3 separate regions of the Mus musculus genome follow, and regions 2 and 3 are each linked to region 1. The links are chromatin contacts, found by Hi-C or POLR2A ChIA-PET in ENCODE. All regions are on one chromosome and are shown on one strand. The core of a region is the stretch at or near the end of the contact, and the rest is flanking DNA. Distances in the headings are between cores, read along the strand shown. Region 1 holds the start of Chfr (checkpoint with forkhead and ring finger domains). Region 2 has its middle 37 kb from the start of Gm35315. Region 3 holds the start of Ankle2 (ankyrin repeat and LEM domain containing 2).

Region 1 (2,700 bases), core at 171-2,670:
GTATAAGCTGTCCCTAGGATGAACCCCAACATAAGAGAGACACCTGCACCAATATAAGAAATTATTTGGAATAAGACTTTCATTTTGACTAGTGGCCGAGTAAAGTTTAAGTTCCTAAGGCCTATTGGGAATTGACATCCTACTTGGCAGAAAGAAATATGTACATGGGTACTGTGACAAGTTAGGACATGAATGTTAGGTAAGTCAAGTCCCTGCAAGTTGAGTACCCAGATCAATGGGAGCAGGGTACATATACAACAAAGACAAGTTCCTAAGTAAACCCTCTATCCCTAAATCCTGATTGGTGGAATAATTTAGCACAGATGTTTGTGGATTTTAGGCTTAAAAACTCTATATAATCTTAACTGGGGGGTGGGGGTGAGGGTCACAGTTCAGTTCCCAAATGTGAACAGTGGCCCAGCCAATCACATTAGAGATTACCTAATATCCACCCCCCAATAAGAAGGCCCACACACCCTTGACTGCGGACACCATTTCAAAAAATGTGACCCACATACTGCTTGTTTCTTCAGAATAAACGCTCTTTGTCTTTGCATATTATCTATGTCTGGGGTCTTCTTCGGCGATTTTCAGACCGGTACAAATCCATGTTCCCGGAGGCAGCCACTGCTACTTTTATATCCTTTCAAAAGTATTTGAGTAAATCTTTGTAGACATAGGCAAAGACGCATTTCCACATATATTTACAAATGTGTCTGTGTATGTGTTTTCTTTTTACAAAACAAACAAACAAACAAACAAACAAACAAACAGATGTTTAATACTTTTTTGAAGCTGTTCACCAGCAAAGACATTACTCCGAGCTGCTCAAGAACCACTGTGTGTGGACTTTGCTTCTCTGTCTTCAGTGACTTTCTTCCAGGGCATTGTTTTTGCCAGTGTTTCTCTCTCACCGGGGGGTCACCAACATGCTTGTAGCATACAACTCGGGAATGACACAAGATCCTAAGAAACAGGATTTAAAGATACCGCAAATCAGCCCTCAGAGACGAGTTACCTGTTTCTATTCTAATTGACATCTTAAATTATGCTCCTTGCGAAGGGCTGGCCCACTGTACCAAGCTTTCACATTTTGTAATCTGACGTGTGAAAATAGCACCTTATCTCGGAATTACAAGTGAGGTTTTAAGGACCTTCCGATCTATAAGTTACTCGGTCTTTTTTTTTTTTTGGCCCGAATCTAACATGGTGCCCTCCACAGCTACTTCCGTGCTTTTGCAGGAAGGTAAGTGCGCCTGCCTGCCAGCATCAAAGATGGCAACAAGGTGCACATTCTCTCATCTGCGCAGGCTCCGATCGCTCCGCCCCGCCCCCTCCGGATAGCCTTTTCTGGCACCGCTCTAGCCGTCGCTCTCGGTGGGCACGGCCGCCAGCCAATCACAGGGCGTACCGCTCTGCTCCCCTCCCCCTCGCCTCCCGTGGATCAGCTGGGGTACCCGAGATGTCTGTTGACAGCGGTGGCGGCGACTGTAAGGCCGGTTCCGGGATCCGCGCAGGGCGTGGGGTAAGCTGGCCGGCGGGTGGGGTCCTGGCTGGGGAGGCAGGCGGCGGCCAGGCTATAGCAGCGGTGCTGAGCGTTTTTTAAGTAGTCCCTGAGCCGGCGTTTCTGGGTCTCTGTAGATGTGAGTCCTATGGAGCTACACGGGGAAGAGCAGCCGCCGCCGCCGCAGGAACCCTGGGGGAGGCTTCTTCGTCTAGGCGCAGAGGAGGACGAACCCCAGATCCTTCTTTGGAAACGCGAGTGGACCATCGGAAGGAGGAGAGGTGCGGTGGCCAGAGTGGAGTGAGGACGAGGATAAAGGCTAAAGGGGTAGACAGGGATGAAGCATAGGGACCTAAAGTGGGTACCCAACTGAGAGGAGACCGAGGGCCTAGAACAGGATCGAAGACCTAGTCAGAGTGGGTTTAGATGGGGAAACCGACAGGGGGTTTGAAGTGGGAAAAGTACCCGGCTGGCGATACAGAAGCTACTGGAATTCGGGGGGTGTGTGTGTGTGCACTGTTTTTCAACCCCCCCCCCCCCCCATAAAATGGGCTTATTTATTTGTGCAGTTGCTCTTCTGGATGCTTGATGATGGATATCAGTCAGTTCTCAGTACAACTTTGTGAAATAGATCTGTAAATATATCCTTCGAAATACGATCTTGTCCTCATTACTGTACACTTCTCTTTCTCAATGAAATGCAATTAGAAATTATTAACAAAAGGAAAACTGAAAAAAGGTATGTAGAAATTTGACACCACTGTTAAAAGGTTGACGGGTGAAAAAAAATAAACCACAGGGACTTTAGAAAAAATGTTTTGTGACAAATGAGAACAAAGAATATGCTGGAAGACTAGGACACTGTTAAACCAGTGCTCTGAGGGCAACTTATAATGGCAGGGTTTCTATTTGAAAAGATCTCAAAGTCCCAGGAAATAGAATAATTTATTTAATGAACTTAGGAAACTGAGAATTTGAACAAAGTTATACACAGATCCCAACATCGATTGCTTTGGGTCAAGGACATACATTTCTTTTTTTCGTTTGTTTTTGTTTTTGTTTTTTTTGGGGGGGCGGTTATGAGGCAGGGTTTCTATGTATAGCCTTGGCTGTCCTGGAACTCACTCTGTAGACCAGGCTGGCCTCAAGCTCAGAAATCCACCTGCCTGTGCCTCCCGAGTGCTGGGATTAGGACA
Region 2 (2,700 bases), core at 170-2,669, 78 kb before region 1:
ATCAAACACTGCTGCCCAAGGGGAACTCAGTGTATCTAAAAAAAAAATTCTAACCAAGCCACTAGTGGCCTTGGAATTGATAACCACAGCCCCATATGGTGGGAAGTTGTGCTCTCAGAATCTGATTCAACCCCTCCCAAAGGCCCTGGCCCCAGACCATTAACCACTTTCCCAAGCATATTCCAGGTTTTAGAAAAGGAGCCCTGTTTTCTCTCTATACCCAGGGCCTCAGGGAAAGCTCCCATGGACTAGGCTGTGAATGGCTCTGCCAATCGTGTTCCTGGGTTTCAGAAGGAGCTGTGTCCTGCTCCAGACGTGGGGACCTCAGGGAAAGTGTAGCTGGATCAGGCCTACACTCAAGACAACAGTTTTCTTTTCTTTTCTTTTCTTTTCTTTTCTTTTCTCTTCTCTTCTTTTCTCTTCTTTTCTTTTCTCTTCTTTTCTTTTCTCTTTTCTTTTCTTTTCTTTTCTTTTTTCTCTTTTCACATGATTGTCACTAGGTGTCATCCTGCCCATGTGGCATAACTATCCTTTTCTCAAGAAGAAAACTGAACTTTTATGGCTCACCAGGCCTTACTGTAGATTGTGACCCTGTAATGCCCCATTGAGCAGCTGGTTAGAGGCCTGCTCTTTGATCTGGAGGTGGGCCTAGATGCTGGTTGTAAATCTAGTTTGATTCCATTGTTATGAATTCTAGACAATCCTGGTGAACAAGCATGTGTATCCTAGCATCCTAAACTCTAACTGCCCTGGTTAGCATATTACTTATCTGTGGGATGTGTTACATGCAGTGCACCCTCAGCTAAATTCTACTTGGAGTGCCTTACTATCCGCTAAGCTTTAGTAAATCCTTTACATCATCAATTCTACTCTTTTACATCACAGCTTGATAGTGAATTGCTACCCAGCACATGAGATGCCTTTTACAACCTCCACAAAATTAACTCCAAATGGGTTGTCCACCTTAATGTCAAATGCTAAGAACAGAACTTGTAGAAAGTCGGACTCTCTGAGTTTGGGATCACGCCAAAGATCTCTCTACACACAGGCCAAATGCTCTGCACAGATGCAGCCCCCACAGTGAAGTTATATAGATGCTACAGCTGGGTCCCGCGAATGGCTAGGACCTCAGGGGACCTCACAAGTGGCCGCCGATTCCCACTCTGTCCTGGGAAAGACCCACCACAGCAGCTCGCGCTGCTCCCCATTGTTGGCAGTGACCCTGTGCTCACCATGTCGCAACTTCAGACCTTGCCTGAACACGATTCACAGCACACAACGGCAGGACACAGAGCATAGAATATGGGACCATTCAAGACTGCTCAGCTACTAAGTGAAACCGGCACTAAGGCACCCGGAAAAACCCGCCTTCCCCTCTGACTGGCAGGTGCGCCTAAAAGGCTCTGATTGGCCAGTAAGTCTTGAGTGACTCGAGTACCTCCCTTAGGGTTAGAGAGAGCTGAAGGCACACAGTGTAGAGGTTCTCAGCCTAAAATTCAACTCCAGTGCCCAACCTTTTCCAGATCTACAGGGATTTGCATTTCTGTAGTATTTGTGCCGGTCCTCCAATAGCCTACCCATCTTTCTCCCTGCGCAGCTCCAGGGAGGCCCCACCACTTCCCTGCCACCGCTCAGCTGCTTGCTCCTCCCCTAGGAGGGCAGTAACCCTGTGCTGACCAGGGCCTGACTTCAGCCTAACCTTCCCTTACTCACTAGGCTGTTTGCCTTCTCCCTCCTGGAATTTAGGTAGGGAGCTTGCATAGCCCTTTACTCAATTTGCAGGGGATTTATTAATCTGTCCCACAAGCAGAAGGGTGCCCAGGAAATTAACAATTAAAGAGAGATTTTGGAAAACAATAGTTTATAGAAATGAATGGGCTTATTAATTTCTGGTTTGTTATATTCATAGTATAATTTATTTTCACTTACATCTTTAATGATCAGTTAAGAAGGATACAGTTGTGCCGTGGCTAAGCCCCAGCGTGGGGTGATTGTTCGTTCCTTCTTGTAGGTTCTTCTTGAGGCAGAGGAGGGGGAAGAGCATAGCCAGAGGGTAAGACTTTGTCTTAGGAGATTCTGGGGTAAGACAAAGTCTTACCAAAAATTTAGGGTTGCTGAATAATAAAAAGTTTACTTATCTAAGTCTAAGTTACTATGCTGTTGTAGCTGACCTGCCTTCTGTGATCCTCTGAGGTCAGAAATCGCAGTTTCTGGCACTCAGCACCTCACCCTAAAACAGCAGGAGATTAAGTAAAGGATTAATTGCTAGACTCTTTCCCCTATTGTCCAGATGCCTCCTGCTTGTCGGGCTAGGGGGGAGTTTGGAGCAGTAGACTTCTATTGAGTCAGGAGAAGAGAAAACACTCCCAGAAGGAAAAATTTTTACATAAGCAAATATGCATAATCTCACATAAATTCATATTCAGCTTCATTCATGCTCATTTATTCATTTCCATTCAAACATACTTACACACACACAAGCAGACATTCTCACAATTACATACGTACACACATCCATACTTACATATGCATATGGAGCAAAAGACCAAGGATGGGTGCAGCAAGGATTCACTCATTCTGGATTTAAAAAAAAAAAAAAAATGTGCTCCAATTTTTATTACATAGAGAAAAAAAAAAAGCTTCTACCTTTTTAATGCTAAATAAATTAAACCCATGTTTGTAAGAAAAAAGCTTTGTTTC
Region 3 (2,700 bases), core at 67-2,566, 95 kb after region 1:
GTTGCTGGGAATTGAACTCAGGACCTCTGGAAGAGCAGTCAGTGATCTTAACCGCTGAGCCATCTTTTCAGCCCCCCACCCCACATGGTCTCTTTAAATAAACACAATTATGAAGCAAAAGACAAAACATTAAAAGTTGTTCTCCACTGCTCTATGACATATTCCTGTACCTGTTTCTTTAAGGAATTAATACTACTTTACCCATCTGCCTATAATTAAATTTAACTTATTTATCTTGGTTTTTTTGAGACAAGGTTTTGCTACTTAGTCTTGGATGCCTCTTGGGCTGGATCTATAGACCAGGGTGGCCTCGAACACAGATATCCACATGCTTCTGTCTGGAATTAAAGATGTGCACCACCACGCCCAGCTAAATACTGAAATACATCTAAATTAGCTTTCTAATCCTGGGGCTATAAAAATAACTGGAAATTCATCTTAGCATTTCTCAAGTCATCTAGTTTGGCTTCCCTGAGACTGTTCTGAGGAGTAAGTAACATCTTTAACTGAAGATATGACCTGAAGGGTATGTATATCTGACTCTTGGCTGGTAACCTGTAAATTGAACGTGTCGGGGCCTCCACTCAGGCCTTTTTAGGCCATTCCTCAGGCCACCCTCTCCGGATAGTGAGAATTGGTCTTACCAAGTTCTCACTGGCAGGAGGTAGGATACACATTTGAACAGAACAGGCCTCCATCCTCCACTCTGCCTTCTAAAGACCACTCAGAGTACATGTGAGAAGCCTCTACACCATCACGGGCTTCCATAGCTCATGATCTGTGGGCAGAAATTAATGTGACATGCTTGTAATCACATTTCTGCGAGCTCAAGGAGGCAGATCTCCAGCATAAGGCCAGTTTGGGGATATATAGTTAAGACTCAAAAAAGAAAAACAAAGGTTAGAAAAGGACTTCAAAAATTAAAATCAGCAGCCTGGCATGGTGGCTCACATCTTTAATCCCAGTGCTAGGTAGGCTTTCGCGTTATCCGTCGGAATGGTATAGGCATTCTGCCTGTATTCCAGAGAAAATCTTCATTAACAACAGGAGGCAGAGCTGGGCTTTCTGGCCGCCGTATTCATCCTCAGCCCCTATCAGTCAAGCACTATGGCCCCAGCTCTGCTGGCTTCGGGATGACACACAGTCTGGGTGACCCAGGAGCCCGCTCGCGCTCTCCAGCAGCGACAACTCGGGGCGGCGCACCTGAAGAGCGAGCCGCGCCAGGCAGCGCGCCGAGTCCGACTCAGGACCCCGACCAAGCTGCCCGCGCCACTGCCGGGCTGCGCTCGCGTTAATCAGGACCCCGGGCTGCCTCCGGAGCCGCCTGAGGCTGCGTTCCGGGCCGCGTTCTAGCCTGATCGTTGGGAAACGGGACGGCCCGCACTGCGCGCGCAGCCCGCCTGGTCTAACCACGGCCGGGCGGAGGAGGAGGCTTGGGGCAGGCGCGACTCCCGTGGCGAGGCGAGCGGTCTTCTGAGGGCCGGAGGCGGGAGCGACGCGGGCTGCATTTGCAGCGGCCGCGCTCAAGGCCTCGGCGCCGGCGGTGGCGATGCTGTGGCAGCGGCTGGCTGTGGTGGAGTGGGCGGCCCTGGCCTGGGAGCTCCTGGGCGCCTCGGTGCTGTTCATCGCCGTGCGCTGGCTGGTCCGCCGGCTAGAGAAGCGGCCGCGGGACCTGAACCGTTGCGGGACGCTCTCCTCTCCGCCCAGCGCGTCTGAAGCGGTGGCCGCACAGCCAGGTAAGGCAGCGTCAGTCGTGGGAGGAAAACCTCACTCTCCACGCCCCCTGGATACGGTAAGACCCTATCGCGGATATTTTGGAAACTTTTGATGAGAACCCACAGCCCTGTTAGCACTTCTTCTCTCCACCTCTCTAAACTGTAATCCCATGTTTACGAGGTATGTGTTTTGTTTTTGTTTTGTTTTTTAAGATTTCTTTAGAATTTTTTAAATTTATTTTTAAGATTTACTTATTTTATGTCTATGAGTATACACTGTAGCTGTGCAGATAGTTGTGAGCCTTCATCTGGTTGTTGGGAATTGAATTTAGGACCTCTGTTCGCTCGGGTCAACCCTGCTCGCTCACTCCGATCGGCCCCCCGCCCAAAGATTTATTTATTGTTATAAATAAGTACACTGTAGCTGTCTTCAGACGCACCAGAAGAGGGCGTCAGGTCTCTTGTTGTGAGCTACCATGTGGTTGTGAGATTTGAACTCAGGACCTTCGGAAAGAGCAGTCGGTGTGCTCTTTCACCAGCCCGAGGTATGTGTTCGTATGAAGCCACTTTTCACTAACGCTCACTTTCTCCTAAATCTAGTTCTTAGTGGAAGATGAAAAGTAATTCTTCTAGAAGGAAAATGACATTTTAAGCCATTAACTCAACTTTAGAACTTTAGAGATAACCCAACCCTAACAAGATCTTACGGGTAACAGAGGCTCCATTTGCTACTATGAACTTAAACACAATTTCATTTTTTAATTACTTAGGGCTGGGTATAAAACTCAAGGCGTGGCACATCTTGACAAGTCTTCTACCACTGACATACATATCAACCCTTTCTTAGCAGTCGTTGGTTTCTTGGGGGTTTTGTTTTCGTGTTTTTGTTTTTGTTTGTTTGTTTTTTGCTTAAGAAATGGGAACAGGAAGGTCAGGGTAATGCTGGTTATTTTTACATGGCCGTGGAGAAATGAAATGTTTGTGT

Evidence for each region. A loop is a pair of places that touch in the nucleus more often than their neighbours do. ChIA-PET counts read pairs that join two places held with the same protein, here RNA polymerase II (POLR2A).
Region 2: a map of heart shows a loop between it and region 1 (2.8-fold over the local background). The contact joins the enhancer-like site here to the promoter of Chfr in region 1. A Hi-C loop is called at or near these places in 6 of 37 maps with a recorded cell type or tissue (heart, left cerebral cortex and mouse trophoblast stem cell). POLR2A ChIA-PET finds 5 or more read pairs at or near these places in 3 of 5 experiments (Patski and embryonic stem cell).
Region 3: POLR2A ChIA-PET joins it to region 1 with 11 read pairs in Patski. The contact joins the promoter of Ankle2 here to the promoter of Chfr in region 1. POLR2A ChIA-PET finds 5 or more read pairs at or near these places in 2 of 5 experiments (Patski and embryonic stem cell).

Annotation. Positions count from the first base shown.
Region 1 is chr5:110,134,410-110,137,109 of GRCm38, forward strand. It overlaps Chfr (checkpoint with forkhead and ring finger domains), which reads left to right and starts at 1,421. Exons shown (of 18, transcript NM_001289577.1): 1 at 1,421-1,525; 2 at 1,642-1,785. The coding sequence starts at 1,653.
Region 2 is chr5:110,056,697-110,059,396 of GRCm38, forward strand. No RefSeq gene overlaps it. Among named protein-coding and RNA genes, the nearest start is that of Gm35315, 37 kb to the right of the region's middle. Within about 2 kb of position 1,420, at least 1 of the 3 ENCODE cell types and tissues checked has a DNase peak (open chromatin) inside an H3K27ac peak, as active enhancers do; it is heart, where a contact is called at or near this core.
Region 3 is chr5:110,229,688-110,232,387 of GRCm38, forward strand. Ankle2 (ankyrin repeat and LEM domain containing 2) reads left to right here and starts at 1,317. Exons shown (of 13, transcript NM_001253814.1): 1 at 1,317-1,736. The coding sequence starts at 1,550.